Linked DNA regions of Homo sapiens: region 2 is linked to region 1. A link is a loop called in an ENCODE intact Hi-C map of the cell type or tissue named here. Cell type or tissue: CD4-positive, alpha-beta T cell. All regions are shown on one strand. Links, peaks and the distances in the headings refer to the core of each region. The heading gives the core; the rest is flanking DNA.

Region 1 (10,587 bases), core at 1,771-9,770:
AAAAAAAAAGAAAGAAAGAAAGAAATATTCATCCAGGCACAGTGTCTCATGCCTGTAATCCAAGCACTTTGGGAGGCCAAGGTGGGAGAATCATCTGTAGCCAGGAGTTTGACGCCAGCCAGGGCAACACAGTGAGACCCCTATCTCTACAAAAGCAAAATAAGATTAAAACAAGCTGGGCATGGTGGTGCATGCCTGTAGTCTCAGCTACATGGGAGGCTGAGATGGGAAGATCTCTTGAGCCCAGGAGTTCAAGGTTGCAGTAAGCTATGATCATGTCACTGTCCTCCAGCCTGGGCAACAGAGTGAGACTCTATCTCTAAACAAAGAAAACAAAAGAAATAGGAAACATCACAGTCAATGGGACATTGAACCATTCACCTCTATACATGACATGCGTCATCCCAAGATGGAGGAGTGTCATGGAGAAATCCTGCTGACCAAACAAAAGTAGGAAATGCCACTCAAGTCAATATATAATCAGAGCCCCACCCCACCTCAGAGTACAGTGATCTTCTCCAAGCCTGCAGCGCCTCAGTTAGGAAAGTGAAAGCTTGCAAAAGGCATTGGGGCAACAAAATAGTCTCTATTTCTTATCAGGGACAAAATGTACTTCCTTATCAAACAGAGACCTAACCAAGGACACTCATAAGGCAAGCTGTCAGTTTGTCCTTTATAACCAATTGTAGGCGGTGTGCACCTGTACTGGGCAAGCAGCAGGTCATGTTTACATGAGGAAGAAGCTATCCAGGAAGGCCAGTAAGAGGGGATCTAGTGGGATGGTAAGGATTTCAGTTGTCAGGTCATGGGCTGGCCCAGCCACTTCACTTCTCCAAGCCTTGGTTCCCTCATTTGAAAACAGAGATAACCATCCCCATCTGGTAAGGTTGTAGCCAGGTCAAAGGAAATACCACCTGTAAAACATTAGCATAGGGCAGAGCCTGGCAGAGTCATGTTCAATGAGTGGTAAGGCATACTTTTATCATCAGCAGATCCACTTGACATGGATTATAAATAGCTAAAGAAACAAGTTCATTTTGGTGCATTTCAAAGACATATTAAAGGAAAGGTGGAGGCCAGAAGAGCAGAAGGCTCTGAGAAAAGTGCATCACAGTGGCCCATTATGATGTCTGTCTATGGTCACGTGAGCTGGCATATGAGAGTGCTCTGTGAGCCTCAGTGCCTTCAGTGGCATCATTGCACTGTGACTGTGCAGGTCCCAAACAGTATGGACATGAATGTCCTCAAGCTGCATGTTAGCAGGGCTTCTAATTCCATCTGCAAGTGATAGTGTGTGGAGCTTAGTTGCACAGAGCGCATGTTACTGGAGGAGATATGGGTCTGTGTCATCCTGCATGGGAATGATCCTAAAAACAAAGTGATCAGTGACTGCTCAGGACTGTGGAAAGGTCACTTGGAGCAGTGGGAAAAGGTCTGGCAGAGGAATAAGAAGATACAGGTCTTAGAACAAGCCCTGGGACTTCAACCAAGTCATTTAACATCTGGGGCCTTCGTTTATTTATCCTCCCAGCAGATAAAGCAATACCTGCCCTGTCTTCCTAACCTTGGAGGGGTCAAAAAAGTGATGGGTGTGAAAGCATTTTGTAAACTGTAGTGCAAGCATACGGCAGGGGAGTGAACCATACTTTCACTAGCGACTTGAATGAGGTGATAAAGAAAAGGCTCAGAACTTCAGAAAATGCAAGAGGGGCTTGACCCTGGATTGGCAGAGGAAAGCAATGGTGGGATCGATACCTTGGAGAGCCAAGGACCAAGGGGTTAAGGGTCCATGAGGACAGGCCTGGATCATCAGGAAGCTGAGTGTGGTAAGACTGTGGCTTCTTCAGGGATTGGGTGGAGTACAGTCCTGCCAAGACCACAGTAACTCAGGGCTTGGAGACATCACAAAGGCAGGGGCTCCTAGAGCTGAGATAATCTGGAGAAGAGGATACCCATCTACTGCATTCTGAGATTGGGTTCGACCTGTAGGTCATCTTGGATAGACGTTTTCCAGCTCTTCTTTTTTTTTTTTTTTGGAACAGAGAGAACCTAATTGACCCTTAAAGTTCCACAGAGCAGAGTTTGCAAATCTCTGGTTCAGCCTTATTATTTAAATGAGAGGAGAATGAAATCCCAGAAAAGAGATGTGATTATGTGAAGGTCACACAGCAAGTTAGTTGCCAAGCTGCAACTGGAACTCAGAATTTCTGGTTCCCAGTTCTATATCTTAGCCTCCCAAACTGGCTATGTGGACAGGAAAGAACAGAGTAATGGGGTGAGCTTTAAGGATGCAATTTCATAGGTAAGAAGATCCCTTAATCTAACAATATCTCCCCCAGCTCCCCAACAATGACTAAAATCCCCCCTTTATTGACTCCTTCACAGGATTCCAAGAGTCTCAAGGTTAGAGAAGTCGCCTAGTCCACCTCCCCTCTCTGCTTCTCACAGAAGGGTCTGCTGAACACTCTGGTGACAGAGAACTCACCCAACATGTTCCATGGCAGAGGCTTTTCATTAGATCAAGGTGACATCTGTTTTACTGGAGCTTCCAACCACGTGTCCCAATACTGCCCTTAGTCACAGGCATCCAGGTCCTCTCTCTCAGGACAGCACTTTGAATAAATGAGGACAGCTCCCATCCCCCTTTCTCCCAGTTGACTTTCCAGAAACATCTCATATTGTTGTTGGCTTTCCACCATTTTTCCTCTTCACTTCCTGGGCCTACTACTACACTGTGTGTCCTCCACTTGGTCTCTTCCTGAAAGCAACACTGTGCACAATGTTCCTGGGGGCAGACTTATTAAACCAAGTGGACCACTTCCTTCATCTTAGGTGTCACAGCTCCATCAATGCATCCTCAAATCACAATGATTTTTCTGCACTTCACCCTACAGGTTCCTATTTAACGTTACATTGGCTAGGACATTACTCATTTACACACAGGCTCTGCTGAGCCCCATCTTTGCCAAGACTCTGACTTCTGTTGTTTCATTTAAAGATGTAAGAACAGGGCCTCACAGTTCTTCCTAAGGAATTTTACTTTGTGGCTGGGTGCGGTGGCTCACACCTGTAATTCCAGCACTTTGGGAGGCCAAGTCAGGTGGATGACTTGAGGTCAGGAGTTCGAGACCAGCCTGGCCATCATGATGAAACCCCACCTCTACTAAAAATACAAAAATTAGCCGGGTGTGGTGGCAAGCACCTATATCCCAGCTACTTGGCAGGTTGAGGCAGGAGAATCGCTTGAGCCCGGGAGGCAGAGGTTGCAGTGAGCCGAGATCATTGCACTCCAGCCTGGGCAACAGAGTGAGACTCCATCTCAAACAAACAAACAAACAAAAAACAAAAACAACACAAAACAACAACAACAAAAACCAGAAATTTTACTTTGCTACATTCAGCCCATAATTTTTAGCAACCCAGATCTTTCTGGATCCTGGCTGTATCTTCTCAGTGTGTTTCTTCTTCCTCCCAGTTTCCTGACCCCTGCAAATAGGGCTGTAAAGAGGCTCTCTGATGCTGCACCCCCTCCCTCATTGCCACCATGCAAATCACAGAGGACCCCCACCAGGCCAGACTGGCTCACCTGCTTGATGAATGCACCAGCCCACTCTCCCATCCGGGGAGGCCTGTCGGGCATAATGATGTGGAACATACTTGTTTTCTATTCAGCTACGAAAGCAGGGTATTATCAAATTTTAAAAGGCATCGGCCAGGCACTGTGGCACATACCTGTAAAACCAGGCACTTTGGGAGGCCAAAGTGGGTGGATCGCTTGAGCCCAGGAGTTCAAGACCAGCCTGGGCAACATGGCAAAACCCCGTCCCCTCTGCAAAACACACAAAAATTAGCTGGGGATGGTGGCACAGGCCTGTAGTCTCAGTTTCTCGGGAAGTTGAAGTGGAAGGATCACTTGAGCCCGAGAGGCGGAGGTTGCAGTGAGCTGAAATCCCACCACTGCACTCGGCCTGGCAGCCTGGGCAACAGAGAGAGACACTGCCTCAAAAAAAATAAATAAAAGGCATCGAGAAAAGAAAGGGAGGAAGGGAGGATTTTGACAAAAAATTATCAATAGTAACAGTGGCGTCTGTGTAACAGGACTATAGGTTTGGCTTTTTTATTTATTTATTTATTTATTTTTTTGATGGAATCTTGCTCTGTCGCCCAGGCTGGAGTGCAGTGGTGCGATCTCGGCTCACTGCAACCTCTGCCTCCCGGTTCAAGCGATTCTCCTGCCTCAGCCTCCCAAGTAGCTGGGACTACAGGCGCCCGCCACCACGCTCGGCTAATTTTTTGTATTCTTAGTAGAGACGGGGTTTCACTGTGTTAGCCAGGAGGGTCTCGATCTCCTGACCTCCTGATCCGCCTGCCTCGGCCTCCCAAAGTGCTGAGATTACAGGCGTGAGCCACCGCGCCTGGCCCCTTCATGCGTTTTTACACGCTTCATCCAACCAATAGTTCATGGAGGCCTTAGGTGTGTGTTTCCAAATTTTCTATGCTGAGTGTGTGTTCTTTGGAAAACCAGAAAAAATAAAGCGAAAAATAAAATGAAAATGAATAAAGACTCTTTCCCTGGCAAAATTCTTTGGGAAGGGGCGTCAGGCCCACCCCACACCCCCAACTGCTCAGCCTCCCGCCTGCATTGCCCCTTCCTGTGCCCAAGAAGAGGTGTGCGCGTGGAAAAGAATAGCCAGGACAGAGGGGGAAAGGAGAGCCAGGGGCTTGCCTTGAGGAGCAGTTGCCTTGAGGTTGGGGACTGTCCCTTTAGGCACCTTCCCCAGTGTTGTTTTCCTCTAAGCGAAGGCGTTTAAAAACGAATAGAACTTAAGGGCAGTGGCCCTGGTGGGAGGGCGCAGTATTCAGAAGGGCCTCTAGGTGGTGAGGAAAGGGGCCCAGCCAGGAGAATAATCCACTCGACCCGCTTCCCAGGCTTCCAGAGGTCAGACCTGGGATGCAGCGTTCCCCTTTTCACCCTCCTCTCTGAGGGCCAAAGGAGACCTGGAGACGACTGGGTCCTGCAGTCCTCAGTCTGGCCAGGCACTTGCGGTTTGCACTGCGCGGCGCACAAAATCCTCCCCGGCTTAGGTACAAAGCTCTCCCCAGCGTACCCTCCTCCGACCAGCAGAGGGCGCGCACCGCCCGCGAGAAGGAGGTGCAGGAGCTAGACTCCGAGGGGAGGCTGCGAGCCGCAAGCGCAGGAGCCGGGTGGGAGAGAGACCCCTTCTTCTGCAAATGAGGAGGCCGAGCAGAAGAAAGACGGCGACAGATGTTGGGGGGAGGGGACGGTTTGTGAGGGATAGGGAGAGAAAGTCTAAGTGAGAGCAGGACGAGGAGGGGAGGGTGGTTGGGGAAGGGGATGAAATAAAGTGGCTGAGGGAAGGCTGAGGTGGGGTGAAGCTCCGCCAGGAGGGATGAAGGTCGGGATGAGGTGAGGGGCGGGTGGAAGGGTGGGTGAGATGAGGGGGTGGGGTGCGCGTGCGTATTGGGATAAGATGGGGTGAGGGGCGGGTGGAAGGATGGGCGAGAGGGGGAAGATGTGATGTGGGTGCCTGTTAGGATGGGGTGGGGTGAGGGGCGGGTGGAAGGGTGGGTGAGATGGGGAGGGTTGGGTGGGGTGGGAGTGGGGGTTGGGTGCCTACTGGGATGGGGTGGGGTGAGGGTTGGGTGGAAGGGTGGGTGAGATGGGGAGGGTGGGGTGCGGGTGTCTGCTGGGACGGAAGTAGGGATAGAGTGGGGTGAAGGGCAACCGGAAGGGAGTGAGGTGAGCTGGGGTCGCCTGGCAGGGTGGGTATGAGGCAAGGCGGCTCCCTCGGGCTGAGCCCACCATCCAGGCCTCTCGCTGCCTGCGGGCGGCGCCCAAGCCCGCGCCACCCTCCTTCTCGGGACGTTTTCCTTGGCAGTTCTCTGCTCAGGCCCGAGATGAGCCTCTCCCTGCTTTCCCCTAACCACGGGTTCTGGCGCAGCAAAGAACAGAGAGAGAGGAGGCAGCGGAGAGCTCAGGAGCTTTAATGGGGCTGAAAGGGTCAGAAACACACCGGGAGTTTCTCCTGGGAGTGTGGGGACAGGAGGAAGGGGGCCGTGTGTCACGGAGGACGGTGGCTTTCACCAAACCTGCTCAGGTCCCAGGAAGGAGGACCGTGAGAGGCCTCCACGTGCTGAGGTGGGAGCAGTTCCTTGGGGAAGAGCAAAAGTGGGAAAAGATTTGGCACTCGTTAAAGAGTAGTGATATTGAATGGGGCTTCTAGGAGCCAGGCGGAAATGCACTGGAGTGGTGGGGAGACAAGAGAGGTCCACAAATCCCCTCCGGGACCTGGAGACCTAGAAGAAAAAAAGTGAAAGAGGGCGCACATCGCCCTCCTCAGGGGACTGCGGGGTGGGACAGGAGCAAATCTAGTACCAGACAAGGATTGAGGGAGCTTCGGTCCCGTCCCCCTGCTAAGTGCGGCAGGTGGAGTAAACTCTGGATTAGAGGACGGTTGACGGAGGCTCCCGGGCCCTCCCCGGGATGCCGATGGGATCGGGCGAGACTCTAGGCGTGCGGGCGAGGCCGCAGGCACCCGACCGCCCCGTCTAGTGGTAATGGCCCCCCAAGTGCGAGGCTGCGGCCACGGCCCCGAAGGGCCCGGGCGGGGGCTGCAAGCTGGGACTGGGGTAGAGCGCGGCGGTGGCGGCGGCAGCGGTGGCGGCGGGGCCCGGGCCCGGCCAGTAGGAGAAGCCGGCGGGCGCGACCCCGGCCGAGGCGGCCATGAGGTTGAGTTTGGAGAGGCCGGGGAAGGGCAGCGGGGCGAGGCCGGCGGGCAGCTTGTAGAGCGCGCCGTCCTGGGCGGCCGCGGCGGCGGCAGCAGCTGCGGCGGCGGCATGAGCGTGCGCGGGCGGCGGCTGGCAGGCCTGCGCCAGGCCCTGGAAGTCGAAGCGGTAGGCGTAGCGCTTGCCATGCACCTTGCTCATGATGTTCTTGTCGTAGTAGTAGCGCAGGGCGCGGCTCAGCTTGTCGTAGTTCATGTTGGGCTTGCTCTTGCGCTCGCCCCACCGCCGCGCCACCTCGTCCGGGTCCGTGAGCTTGAACTCGCCGTGACCGCCCTCCCACGCGATGCAGCCGGCGTTCGCGCGGTCAGCCAGCAGCTCCAGCAGAAACTGCCACAGCTGGATCTGTCCGCTGCCTGTGGGGAGGGGGGCGGTCAGCCACAGGCGGGAGCGGGGAGGCGGGAACTGGGGAAGAGTGCTGGCGGGAAACTGACCCACCCCGGCAGGAACCGGCACTGGGGGAGGAAAAGTGCAAGTCAAACTGCAGCTGCGTTCGGCGGGAGAGGCCGGCCCCGGAGGGGCTGATCAGCAGAGTGGTGTGTAGCCTTACCGCGCTTTTGCACAATGGAAATGCGGCTTCCACTGAAGAGCACGTAGCTTTCCAGATGCACGGTTTTGTGGAACTTGGGGGTTGGGGGGAAGGGGAAGCATTGCCTCCCCCCACGTGAGCGCAGCGGCGCACCAAGGCACTTGGCTTTCCAAGGCGAGCAAGGACAGATATCCGCCGCCACTCTCCATCTCAGCCGGGCGCCCTTATTTAGGGAAAAGACGCACAACCGTACAGGGCGGCCTTGGGCAGAATGATCGGACTGCCCCATCCCAGCTGGACCACATCCAGAGGTGGGAAGGGACAGGCGTGCAGCAGGACGACCCCAACCACTGCTGGACAAGGCCCAGCTAGTCCCGAGTCCCCAAAGACGTAGTTGGACAGGCTACTCCTGAGGTGGAGTGGTGGCTGGCTCCCTTGGGACACCACATCCGACAGGAGTAGGAACGAACAGTGGCCCCCTATACGTGACAGGAGGGGCAAGCTCTCATGGGCTCACTATCCTAGCCACCTTCGGGTGCGCAGGCCTCTGCGCTGGCCCTGAGAATTTGGCCTCTTATTTTCGGAACAGGCGGGATTCCCTGCCTACGAAGGTGCCATAGTTCTCGGGGCCTGATGAACAACTCTGAGGAGGGGAACGGACCGAGCAGCTGTTGTGCTTGGCTACCAACCTCCTCCTGTCTTTGTGTGATCTCCCTCCGAATTCGGTTGCTGGAGGCAGCAAGGAGGTTTTTCCAGGATATGCGAGTGGTTAGAGAGTGGGGTCCCAGAATTCCTGCTCCCCTGTCTTGGAGCCTCAAGCAGACAGGCAGAGAAAAATCCCGATACAATTACCCCCACTCCCTTTTAGAATAAAACGGATTTTCCTCAAAGTGGTCTGCTTACTGCCTCAAATATAGTCTTTTGAACCCCTCTTACTTTTTCAGCCACTGGCTTAGAATCCAGACGCTACCCTTCCCCATAATTTCAATCCCAATCCCTTCAAGCCAGCCCAGCAAAGAGCTTCCTGGTTTCTGGTCCCCAGAGTTAAGTTTTAGGGTCAGAAGCAAGGGAAGGTTTGGGTACAAAGGTGCACCTGGCACCAAAGGCGGAGCAACCTCAGCGGCTTGGATGACCGTTCCTGTTGGGCATAGTTTCCTTCTGGATAAAACAGTCGCCAACCTCGTTTTTGTGGTTTCTGTCTCTTGGTGAGATCTAGGGTAACGACTGAGATGGGGACTGTGGGGAGACGCTGCTTGAAGAGCCAGCCGTCAAAAGGGTAATTTAGCGACTACCCGTGGAGCGCTGGTGGTGAACCTGGGAATCAATTGCAATCGTCTGGCAGAGTTGGCCAGCAGAGATCAGCCGGCGTGAGTCAGCGCCGGAGGGTGAAGCAGGTGGCAGTAGCCAGGGTCTAGTGATTGGGAAGCCCGCTGTGTTTGGGGAGTAATTCCCCCGGTTCCATTGCCGGCTGGTGCTGCGGCCTTGAGCTCCTACTACCAGCAGGGAAAGGACGCTAAGTGTCCCAGCCCCTGCCCCAAAGCCTGGAAAACCATACACAGCAGCAAAAGGGCCTGGGGCTGGGATCCTCTCCATCTGCCTTGGCCTGCAACTCTTTTCCTGGTGCTCAGGAGATGCAGGAGCCAAAAACCAAGTGACTGTCTTCCCAAGGCCTCCGCACAACCAGGCCAGGACTCCGGGCTTCAGTGTGAACCCTGGGTCCACACTGCTCCCACCTACTGTCCGCCTGTGCCCTGACCCCAACCAACCTCGCCTCCGCCGCCCAGCGCGCCGGCCATCTCACCTTTCTGAACCGCGGGGCTCAGCGGCCCCCAGCTCGGGTTCTTCCCGTCCTTGAAGAGACCGTCTCCGACGGGATCTGCAAGCAGCAGAAGAAAAGAATCAGGAGAACCCCGGGCGGAAGTTGTGGGCTTGACAAAAGGGCCCCGGGCCAAGGCTTAAGGGGGGTGCTGTGGTCCCCAGGCGCGAGGCTGGGGGCCCGGGCCACCCGGCTCCTCCTCCCGGAGCCTGGTCCAGGCGCGCTGCGCGGAGCCCCTCCATAGAGCCCAAGTCAGGAAACGCGTCCAGGAAAAAGGAAATCCGCTTTCCGAAGGGGCCGGCTGGAGCCTTATAAAGCCGAGCGGGGAACTGCGCCAGCCGAGCTGGAGCGCGAAGAGAAGAGGAGGGTGCCTGGAGGGCCGGCCTGAAGCTCGTAGCAGGAAGGTGAGGAGCCGTGAGAGCGCAGGGGAGACGCCCGCGGACCACAGCCTTCTGGTACGGCTCGGCCACAGAGTACTCCACCACGCCAGAGACCCGTGCTTCCCCTCTCAGGCTCCTTCGGGTCCCTGAGTCCCGGCTCTTGGCCCCCAGGCTCCCAATCTGCTCATTTCAACTCCTCTAGACCCTGCACTGAAACCCAGAGCTCTCTATCTGCCTTTAGGTCTCCCCAGTGCCCTACATTACAATCGGCCCTCCATGCAACCCGAATCTCCGGACACTTCTCCTTCCCCTGGACCCCAGCACTCTCTTCCCATGCCTGAGCCTAGACTTCCCGCCCCAGGTTCCGGTGCCACCAGCCTCCGGCTGGTCCCTGGTACCTGGCAGGTACATGTTGATCAGCAGGGGCTGGGAGGCGCCGCTCTGTCTCATCGCCGCCGGGGACTGGGCGGTGGGAGATGGGGGGGACGGGGAAGGGGGGCGAGGCAGGCTTTGCGCTCGGTGGCACCGATCCCCGCCCGAAGCGACCGCGGGTGACAAGGAGGAGAAGACGGCGCCGGGTCCGGCAGGGCCTGGCGGGAGGGGGCAGCCCGGGCGTGGCGGGGGTTGCGGGGGGGTCCTGGAGAAACGCTTCCAGCTAAGGGGCCGCTTGGAACCCTCCGGCCCCCGCGCGGCCCGGGGCCGCAATTTCCGTTTTAATTAAAGCGCTGCCGCCTCGGCCCCCAGGACCCCGCCCCCGCCCCTCTTATCGTCCCATCGCAATAAAGTCTCCAACGCGCCGCGCCACAGCCAAGCGCACCCGGCAGCCCCCCGCGCCCCGCAGCCGGGGAGACGCGCGGGGGATGGGCCCGGGCCATGTGCCCTGATGGGAGCCTAGAGCGCGTGTCTTTTCCGCCTCCCTGACTCTCTGCAAACAGTGATGGGGCTGGTGTACCCGGCCCCACCTCGGACCCCAGCAGCCACAGCCCCCTCCCTAGAGCCCTTCTTCCAGTCGGCTCCCGCTCCACTCGCCGCTCACTCTCCTCCCCCTCCCTCCCTCT
Region 2 (10,297 bases), core at 2,298-10,297, 120 kb before region 1:
TCACCCCCTTTCCCAACCCATCCCCAAATCCACTGGACCCGATTTCCTTGACATAGGTCAGAACTGTCTGCTCTTCCCATACTCCTCTGCCATTCACCTAGGTCAAAGCCACACCATTTTTCACTAGGACCGCTACAGAGCCTCCTAACTGCCCTTCTGTGTGGCTCCTCTCCAATCCCCTCTTCACACTGGCCAGAGCCATCTTTTCAAAGTATAATATTGACCATGTTGCCAACTACCTTAGTGAAATCTCTACACTGGCTTCCCATTGCTTTTTTTTTTTTTTAAACCCCATATTGTTGAAGTAATAAATACAGAAAAAAGCATAAAACAAATGTACAATTGAGGACCCTTGAAACAAACTGCCATGAAAAGAGACAACCTTGACAGCCATCCCTCTCCATGTGTCCCTCAAAATAGAACTGCCTCCTTCCCCAACCTCCAGGCCAACTCTCCTGATTTTTATGGTAAGTATCTTTTTTTTTTTTTTTTTGGTCACTCCAACATACATCCCCTAAATACTATAGTTCAGCTTTGCCTGCTTTTTAAAAAAGTTATCTATCTGTTAGGTCTTCATTAATCTAGAGATCCTCCTCCATCTCTTTTACCTCCCCTCTTGCAATGAATTTGTCCTGTAATGTTTCCATTGCTTTTAAAATAAGAAAAAAAAATCTTTTCCATTCCTGTAAGGCCTTTCTTGGTCTGATTTCCCCCAAATCCCTCCAGCCTAATCTGCCACCAGGCTCTGCTGTTCACTCTCATTCCAACCTCTTTTTGCCCACTCCCCCACTCTCCCTCCATCACTCCCCTCCACTCTCCACCGCACCCGCCTCCTCCTCCCTGCAGGACTTTTGGAAAGGCTGCTCCTTCTGCCTGAAATGCTCTTCCCTCCCTGTGTCTCCCAGTTAACGCCAACTTATTTATTTTACATTTCAGCTAGAGTGTTCCCTCCTTAGAGAAGCCCTCCCCGCCCCCATGACCTGGTCAATCCTCATCCCACAGCCTCTTACAGGCCCCTCCCTTCTTTTCCCCAGCACGGTCAAGGTTGTTGGCTTTCCTTTTGCTTGAGAGATGATGTGATTAAAGACTGTCAGCTCCATGTGGGTAGGAGTTATGTCCGCTTTTGCTCACCATTTCCCCCCTCCCCCGCTACCCAGCTGGGAGCCTGGCACATCAGTGTCCGATTACAAATTTGCTGACTGCTGCCCAGGGAGAGAGACAGCAGACAAGACATCAATAGGGAGGCTGGCTCCAGAGACCTGGATTTAGGAGCCCCGTTTCCCGCAGAAGTGAGAGCTGAAGCAGCAGGGACAGGTGGTGTCCCAGGAGCAGAATGGAGCAGTGAGACGAGAGGAGGGCAGAGGCTCTTCCCTAGAACGCTTGAGACCAGGCCAGGACCCTTTGCCCATCCCACGTCAGTACCACAGGAGCCAGCCTGGGCCAGGATGGCTGGAGAGGCTCCTGGGGCCAACCACTCCCACTTGGGCCCATGGGGCTAAGCTAAGTGGAAACAAATGTTCCCTGGCTTTCCCCCAGCCCAGTTGTGGTGGGCGAGCAGCAGCCCCTCCTTCCCTAGCCCGTGCTCTCCTGCCCCATTCAAGCTCCCCCTGGGTTCTTGCTCCCCGGACTGGTGGGGGCATGGATAGGCTTGAAAGAGGTGGAAGATGGGAGGCAGGTGGGCTCTGCAGGAAGCTGGGGCCTGGTGTAGGGGATTCTCTTATCCCTGCCTTGACTAAAGCTGGGAACTTGCTCTGGAAAAGCACACTTTCCTGACTTCAGGTGGGCTGCGGGCGTGGGAGTAGAGCTGTCTGTGATGCAGAAGGAAGAGGAAAATGAGCCTCTCTCCTCGCTCTCTTTTCTTTTTCTATCTTTCTCCATCTCTCTAAGGGGCTGGCCTTTCCTCTCTCTGTTCTCCAGGGACCCAGAAACCCAGGGTTCTTAGGAATTCTCAAGGCATGTCACCTCCCTGAAGGAATAGGAGTTCCTGGGGACAGAGAGAGGGAAGGACAGATAGGAGTTCTGGGGACAGAAGGAGGGAAGTAGGGAGGGAAAGAGGGAGGTTCTTGGGAGGGGAAGGGTCACAGGCCCAAATTCCTAGGCTCCTGCAGCCTTAGCCATTCCGAGAAACGACAGAGAAAGTGATTTAGAGACAGACACAAATAGAGACCGAATTATGAACATGGGAGAGATGTAAAAAGGCACAGAAAGACAGTGAGAGAGAATCCGCCAGAGACAGAGGGCTTTGCTTTCGCCCGCAGCGATTCTGATGTTATCTATTTCCAGCTGCCTCTCCCCCACCACTCCACTGCCCCCACTCTGCCCCTCCTTCCTCCTCAACCTCAAGTCTCTCCTTCCCTGTCTCTCTTTCGCACAGGGCCTAGACATAGTATGAGTGGGTTCCCAGGATTTAAGGCGGAGCGATGAAGGAAGGTGGGGTGGGCAGGGCCTAGAGGATAGGGAGGGGGGTCAGACTGTCACCTCCCCATTCAGGCCACCCATTTCCGGGCTGCTGTCTTCCCACTCCAGTCTCTTGTGAATGTTCTTCTGCATGCATATCTCTGCAGAGGTGATGTGTGTGTGTGTGTGTGTGTGTGTGTGTGTGTGTATGTGAAGTGTTTCAGCCTGAGCCAGCCCATCTGTGTGTCCGTCCATACCTGTGGGTAAAAAATCACAGCACCGTCTGGGGGAGGGAAGATGTCCTGTGGTTTCTGTGGGGTTATCTGGAGGCCTGTGCCCAGTGATTGGTGTGTGTGAGGGGGCATGTATGTCACATATCTTGATCTATCTTTGTGCACCATGGTCTGTTACCTCCTGCCACCCCCTCTCCAGCTCCTGCTCCTTTGTAAGTCTTCTAAGGTGATAGTGGTGGGTTGAAGGCTCAGGAACATCTGAATTCATCTCTTTGGAGGTTTGGGGGCAAAACAACAGAAGTCATCACTCTGGCTCTGCCCAGATGCCAGCCAGCCCCTTGATGGGGATGCGGAGAGGGCAAAGGAGAGTGAGCAAAAGGGTGCTGTTGGGGCAGAAGCCCTAGGAATTGGGACTCCAGGAGTCCTGCCTGTCACAGATTCCAGCCCACCTCCCCCCGACCCCCCAACCCTATAATGCTCTGCAGGCACTACTGGGCCAACTGATTCTGGAATGGGACTGAGTGCAGGAGGGACAAGGGCTTGGGGAGTCCAGAGATGGCAAAAGATTCTGCAAGATCTGGCTAGAGTGAGTGCTGCAGGAGGGGTGGGGCCAGCTGTGTATGTTTGCAGGAAAGGTGGGGGGTGGGGGCAGAAAGGCCGCCTGCGGGGGAGAAGGCTTCTTGGCAAACGCCCCAGTTTCCTGAGCTGATCCCTGCTCCCTGCCACTGCTCCCAATTCTGTTGTTTCAATAACATCATTTTTATCCACCCCACAGAGAGACTGTGTCTTAGGAAGGGGAGGCGAGGGGCAGGGCTAGGGCATGGGGGAGGGGTGGTAATGGAGAGAGGCTGGGTCTGGAGGCAGCAGGGACTAGATTTGGGGCGCTCCCTCCTCAGGCAGAGGCAGGGCGGTCTCAGAGCCCAGGTCCCCTGATGACAAAGACAAATACATTAAAATTCTTGCCTCGGAGAAGAATGCAGGATAGGGAGAGCATTTCATAATCTGCAATAACAGTAGCAGGGTGGGAGCAGGGCTGGGCAGGGGGTTCGGAACCCAGACAGTGGCTCCCAGGAGGCTGGCCACTGGCCACCTGTAGCCTCCAGGGACCCCCAGAGCCCTCTAGCTGCCTATTTGGTACCACATGGCTGGAGTGTGCACCCAAACTGGGTATGTCTTTGAATGTGTAGTGTCCAGAGTTGGCATTGACCTTTAGGAACTGTCCAGATTGGCATTGCCCCGTAGAAACAGCAACTGTGTGCAAAGTTACTAGGTGCAGGGGCTGTGCGTGGCCTTTGGATACTGTTAAAGGCTAAAATGGGAGAGGGCAGTGCTTAGACCAGACCCTCTCTCTATGACTCTTGCCACTGCCCCCTGCCCCCTTCCCCTTCTTTAGTGTGTCCTAGCCCTTTCACCAGAACTCTCTGTATCCAGTGCAAGGGATTGAGCTGATGCAGCCTGGACACCAGGGCCCTGACATGGAGCTTGCTTGCCGGCAAGTCCACACTTCTCCAGTTCTCTCACCTCTGTCTGCTCATTCCTTCCCCCATCAGCCTCCTCCCCTGGGGTCACATCCCTTGGCCCCTTGGCCTCATCTTGATCTACTTGTCCCCCCTCTCTGGGTGACTCAGGATCTTGTCTTCTCTCTCTGCTCACCAAGGTTGTTTGGAAGTGACCTCAGTCATCACTCTCTTGGAAGCGACCTCAGTCCCCACATTCAGGTCCCCCTCTCTACCAACAACCAGGAGCTTTCTTCTGGGCGCCTGACGTTTCTGCCATAGGGACTCGATCTGTCCTCCCCACTCCAGGACAGCTTTAAAGGTTGATGGTTGCTCTTGATGGTATGGCAGGGAGAATGTCCCACACCACCTGTCCCTTGGCACCCCGGGGCACGTCGGGGACGGGAGGGGCAGGGGCTGCTGCCCACTGCCAGCCGAATGGCATGATGAATGGAGCTGTCCCTCTTCCCCACGGAGCCTTTGATCTCCCCCTCGTGGGGAGGGGGCCAGGGGCATCAAAGACATTTTTGTGGCATTAGAAAATCTGATAAACGCCATCTCACCTGCAGCTGGCTCTCCCACCCCTTCTACCCGGGCCAGGTTGGGGGAGGAACTCGAGGCAGGGACTCTTGGACACGCGAGGCCGGGCTAAAGCGAATTCTGACCCCTCGATCTCTTGAAAGTCTGCGACCTCCATTCTCCCGCTCGCTTACAAGTGCCAGCGCTTGCGCGCACGCCCTGGAGCGGCTACTCTTGCCCTCTCATTTCCCCCACCTCCCCGCCCTAGAACGCGGGCTTGAGAGGTGGGATGGCTGGGGGAGCGAGAGCGGAGGCCCAGGGCTTCCTCCCTTCTTCAAGGAGAGGCTGACGAAGGGGCATGAGGCATCGAACAGGGACACGGAAAGAGATGACCCCTCCAGCATCCGCCTGTCGGGCGGTCCAGTTTGACAACCCTCGCCGAAGCACCCCGCGCCCCAGGCCAACTTCCTCTCTTGCCTCCGCGCCAGCATCTCCCTCCGCACCGCCCCCCGCCCCAAACTCCCTCATTCCTGGGAAGTTTTCTCTCTTTACAGTCAACAAACCTGTCAAACGTCTCCCTTCCAGCCCGTCCCCCATTCCTCAGCTCCTCTTTCTCCCCCCTCACCCCTCTCTACTCTTCTTCCCAGCCCTTCCTTGCCCCCGACTCCAGGCGGCCGCGAGCGGCGGGGGGCTCCAAGTCCGAGAGAGGCGAGGCGAGGGGGCGAAGCGGGCGGGTCCCACAGCCCGAAGCGCGCTGGGGCCCCGCCCCGGCACCCCGCTCCCGCCCTCCGCTGCGCTCCGCGCCAGCCGCCCCGGGGCGCACGGCTCGCTCCCGAGAGTCCCGCTGCCTGACTGTCGCAACTGCCACCTCCCTCCGGCCCCCTGCCCCCCGCCCCCGCCTCGGCCCCGCTCCCCTCCCACCTCCGCCCCCGGCTCTGATTTCTTCTCCCGAGCGAGCTCCGCAGGAGACACAGGCGCTGGCTGCCCCGTCCGCTCTCCGCCTCCGCCGCGCCCTCCTCGCCCGGGATGGGCCCCCCCGCCGCCGCCGGATCCCTCGCCTCCCGGCCGCCGCCGTTGCGCTCGCCGCGCTCGCACTGAAGCCCGGGCCCTCGCGCGCCGCGGTTCGCCCCGCAGCCTCGCCCCCTGCCCACCCGGGCGGCCGTAGGGCGGTCACGATGCTGCCGCCCTTACCCTCCCGCCTCGGGCTGCTGCTGCTGCTGCTCCTGTGCCCGGCGCACGTCGGCGGACTGTGGTGGTGAGTCCGGCTGTCCTGGCGCGGCTCTGGACCCTGGAGGGTGGGGACCCCGGGACCCAGGACAGACTGGGGTGTTCCGCAGCCTCCCGGCTCTACCTGCTCTCCGAGCCCAGCTTTCTGGCCTCGGCCGGGGGCGTTTCTGAACTCCACTTCGACGTTCCTAACCCTCGGGAACATTCTATTGTGTTTCCTCCTCCCGGGTTCTCTCCCACCCCCCGCCAAGTTATGCGCTCACCCAGCTCACCAAGGAACAGGCGAGTGGGTAGGAAAGATCTTTCGGGAAGACACATATCCGAGGAAAAGAATGTGTGAGGAGGGCCCTGGATTCAGGGTATGGGGCTGGATTTGGAGAAGACAGGAACAAGGTGGGAAGCCACAAGGCAGAGAGGGCCACACAGCTGCCCCTTCCCCGCCCTGCTTTGCCTACCAACCCACCGGCTTCTCTCTGGGCTCCTGAGGAGTGGGCCTTAGTGACGACAGAGGGAATATAAAGGGGAAAGTGAGTCAGGACCCTGGTTTTCTCTACCTCGTCCTCCCCAAGCAAGGAAAAGGAGGAGCGGAAGGAACCGGACCCAGGCGCCCGGCCCTTCCAGACCTGGGGGTCATGAATGAAAAAATATGTGCAGCCCGGGAGATACGGGACCGGGAGGGGTCCTGCGGGAAGGGAGAGGGGCCTGGCCAGCCAAGGGAAGGGGGCGTCTTCCCAGGCTTGGCCCTAGCTAGAAGGGACACCTAGGCAGCGAAGGTTGCGGGAGCTTCGAGCCTTGGGGGTGGGGGTGGGGCCGGGGCGGGGAAGGAGGGTGCCCGACCGGGACGGCTCAGAGATCCAGATCCAAAGGACTTTTTTCCCCCTAGGTCTCCAGAGCCGCAAACCCTCGCCCGGAATAGCTCAGTGTTTAGAGAGGAGAGACTTGGACAATAACGCTGACGGGTTAGCCAATCCTAAGAAGGCAGGGTCGTGTCTATTTGCATATTGCCATGTGATTGGCTGGATGCCGACCCTCCGCTCCTCCCTCGCCCCCCAGATTTGGAAGAGAGGCAGATCCCCGTGCTCTGGAGAGATAGGGAGTAGGATGCCCACACAGGGAGTGGCGGGCAGCAATCCCTACTCCGTGATGCGGAGAGCCGTCCGACGCTAGTGTCACGGAAAGGGCGAACCGAGGACGACCCAGGTCCTATCTAGGGAACATATGCCCTTTGATCCGGCTTAGTATAATGCAGTGGCAGCTTTGAAGCAGATAGATCTAAGATCTAAACATTATGTTTGTGATCTTGGGCTAGTCACTTCCTTTCCCTACCTCTCAGTCTTAACTGGAAATAGGATAACAGTCTCCCTACCTGGCAGGCTTGCTGGGAAGGTTAGGTGGGAGGACGTGTAGAATAATAGGACCTTAGGAGGTACTCAGTATGTACAGCGCCCCCCTCACAACCCAGCTTCTCCTGGCCAGGGTCCCCAGGAGTGAAAAAGGGGATTCATTTACATTTAAAATCCAGAGTTCCAAGGAAAATGTTGTAAAGGAATCTCTTTTCCCCATAAACGCCTAACTTTGCCCTTTTTCAAGGTGTGGGGATGGGGTCCCTCCCTGATGGCCATTGTCTTCCTTCCCCTCCCTCCCCCTCTGTCTAAATCATTCTTATCCTTACGGTTAAAATACCATTTCCTCCCTGAAGCTGCCCCCTTGTCCTCCTTCCATTGCCTTCTCTGCGCTCCCACTGTATCACATACATTGGGCAACTATGCTGGTTACTGCATTTGGCTGACAACAGTCCTTTAGGTCTCTCTTCCCTGCTCCTGGAAGGCAGATACCTTGTCTTTAGGAGCCCTGAGGCCTAGGAGTGTGTTGGTGCTGGAGATGGGCTTGCAGAGTGTCATTGGACTGGCTGATTCACCTTTCTGGGCTCTGTATCTGTGGGGCTTCCTTTGTTCAGGAAGGACTGCTGGGTGGCAGCCAAGCCAAAGGAGAGTGGCCTGGTCCCTGAGAGACTGACCCTGAAGCTGGGAAGAAGGGAGTGGGGGAGGAGGTGACACGGGCAGGTGTGGGAGAACACAGAGGCCTTCATGGCCACAGCTGCAGGGCGTGCCGGGTGAGGAGTGAGGGGTCCCAGTGATAACGTGTCTGACTGCCTTGCTCAGATGTGCCTCTGAGGGAATGAGCCTCTCCTCCCTGCCTTGGCCCCTTCACTCTCCTTTGTCTATTCATTTTGTTTTTCTTTCTTTATTTCTATTTTTATTTATTTATTTATTTAGAGCAGAGTCTCGTTCTGTCGCCCAGGCTGGAGTGCAGTGGTGCGATCTTGGCTCATGGCAACCTCTGTCTCCCCGGTTCAAGTGATTCTCCTGCTTCAGCTTCCCAAGTAGCTGGGACTACAGGCACCCACCACCATGCCTGGCTAGTTTTTGAATTTTTAGTAGAGGTTTCACCATGTTTAGTAGAGGTTTCACCAGGTTTCAACAAGGTTTCACCGTGTTGGTCAGGCTGGTCTCAAACTCCTGACCTCAAGTGATCTGCCCGCCTCGGCCTCCCAAAGTGCTGGGATTACAGGCCCAGCCATTACCATGGCATTACCATGCCCAGCCTATTTTACTTTTTATTTTTTATTTTTTTGAGACGGAGTCTCGTTGTGTCGCCCAGGCTGGAGTGCAGTGGTGCAATATTGGCTCACTACAACCTCCACCTCCCGGCTCAAATGATTCTCCTGCCTCAGCCTCCTGAGTAACTGGGATTAGAGTTGCCCACCACCATGCCCAGCTAAATTTTGTATGTTTAGTAGAGACGAGGTTTCACCATGTTGGTCAGGCTGGTCTCAAACTCCTGACCTCAAGCAATCTGCTCACCTTGGCCTCCCAAAGTGCTGGGCTTACAGGCATGAGCCATTGTGCCTGGTCACTTGTCTATTTCTGACACTTCATCTCTTTGGTCTGAGCCCAGATCCCCTTCCCCTGGATCTTTGACTCTGCTTACACTCCTGAGCTCTCCCCACCCTACCAGTGCCCTCCAAGATCAAGTTTGGGTTGATGAGCTGGACCAATAATTCCCACTGGCCTGAGGCTCTTCCAGTCCCCTAAATCCCCAGTCTCACTTCAGCTGGCAGCTTTCCCAGTAAGGGCTTCCAGGCTGTTCCCCGATGCCCAGGACCTGCTTTCCCTGGCCTTCTTCTCCCTACTTGTCAGAGAATCCTGGCCAGGTCAGAGCTCCAGTGCTGGCCAGGAAAGCAGCTGCAGCAGCCTCCTGCATCCCACTCTGACATTCTAGCAGCAGCCAGGCTAGAAGCAGAGAGGACCCCAGGACCTTTGAGTGACTCGACTGTCTTGGTCAGGAAAGAGGCTCATGCCCTTGGAATTGGCTCGGAGACCTGGCTCCAGGTTCCTGAGAAGTTTCTCTCCCACCTTCTTTTTCACTTCCCTTCCTTACTCCAATGTGATGCATGCTTTCTAAACTCTGTCTCCAGCTCAGGCACAGAGGCTCACTCCTGAAATCCCACCACTTTGGAAGGCTGAGGTGGGCGGATCACTTGAGGTCAGGAGTTCGAGACCAGTTTGGCCAACATGGTGAAACCCTGTCTCTACTAAAAATACAAAAATTAGCCAGGAGTGGTGGCAGGTGCCTGTAATCCCAGCTACTTGGGAGGCTGAGGCAGAAGAATCACTCGAACCTGGGAGGCTGAGGTTGCAGTGAACCGAGATCCATGCCACTGCACTCCAGCCTGGGTGACAGAGCAAGACTCTGTCTCAATCAATCAATCAATAAAAATAAACTCTTCCCCTAGCCTCTCTGTCTTTCTCTCATTTGTAATCATATCTTTGTGAATTACAGAATCCCAGATTCAAGGACATTGGCCAGGCTCTCTGGAAATCATCTTGTCCAGCCTCATTGCATCCAGGTCATCCAGCCTATCCTGTGGCCCTGACAGACCCTGTCTTGGGAGTGAGGCAGAGAGGGAGAGCTTCCCAGTCACCAGTTCCCCACTTCCGCTCTGCTCCTTGCTCCGGCCTTGCCCACCCCCAGGAAGTTCTTTACAACATCTGACCCATCATTATTTATACCTCCAATCGGTGGATGTAGTAAAGAGCTCACTCTCATAGAATGGTCAAATCAATCTCCTTCTTCTCTCTTCCTCTTTCCTCTGTTTTTTTCTTTTCTTTTCTTTTTTTCCTTTTTGAGACAGAGTCTCGCTCTGTCACCCAGGCTGGAGTGCAGTGGTGCAATCTCAGCTCACTGCAACCTCTGCCACCCGGGTTCAAGTGATTCTCCTACCTCAGCCTCCTGATTAGCCGGGATTACAGGTGCCTGGCACCATGCCAGCTAATTTTTTTTTTTTAGTATTTTTAGTAGAGATGGGGTTTCACCATGTTGGCCAGGCTGATCTCGAACTCCTGACTTAAAGTCATCTGCGTG

The links. Hi-C counts contacts between places; a loop is a spot of excess contacts. Peaks named below come from ENCODE experiments on the same cell type or tissue, not always from the same donor. Only the 100,000 strongest peaks of a DNase experiment are listed, where the experiment ranks them.
Region 2: it touches region 1 in a loop (3-fold over the local background); 18 of 110 quality-filtered maps call a loop at or near these places.

Annotation. Positions count from the first base shown.
Region 1 is chr2:218,975,097-218,985,683 of GRCh38, forward strand. FEV (FEV transcription factor, ETS family member) reads right to left here and starts at 10,088. Exons shown (of 3, transcript NM_017521.3): 1 at 9,928-10,088; 2 at 9,135-9,209; 3 at 5,991-7,160. The coding sequence starts at 9,979. The coding sequence ends at 6,571. LINC00608 (long intergenic non-protein coding RNA 608) reads left to right here and starts at 1,188. Exons shown (of 2, transcript NR_024385.1): 1 at 1,188-2,302; 2 at 2,386-2,826. RefSeq lists an enhancer at 4,889-4,988. In CD4-positive, alpha-beta T cell, for the core only: a CTCF peak has its summit at 5,101 (motif pointing right); DNase peaks (open chromatin) are centred at 5,105 and 6,945; H3K4me3 peaks cover 2,098 bases; H3K27me3 peaks cover 4,037 bases.
Region 2 is chr2:218,854,218-218,864,514 of GRCh38, forward strand. WNT6 (Wnt family member 6) reads left to right here and starts at 5,588. Exons shown (of 4, transcript NM_006522.4): 1 at 5,588-5,900. The coding sequence starts at 5,821. In CD4-positive, alpha-beta T cell, for the core only: no CTCF peak of the experiment used is centred there; a DNase peak (open chromatin) is centred at 5,451; H3K4me3 peaks cover 306 bases; H3K27me3 peaks cover 5,093 bases.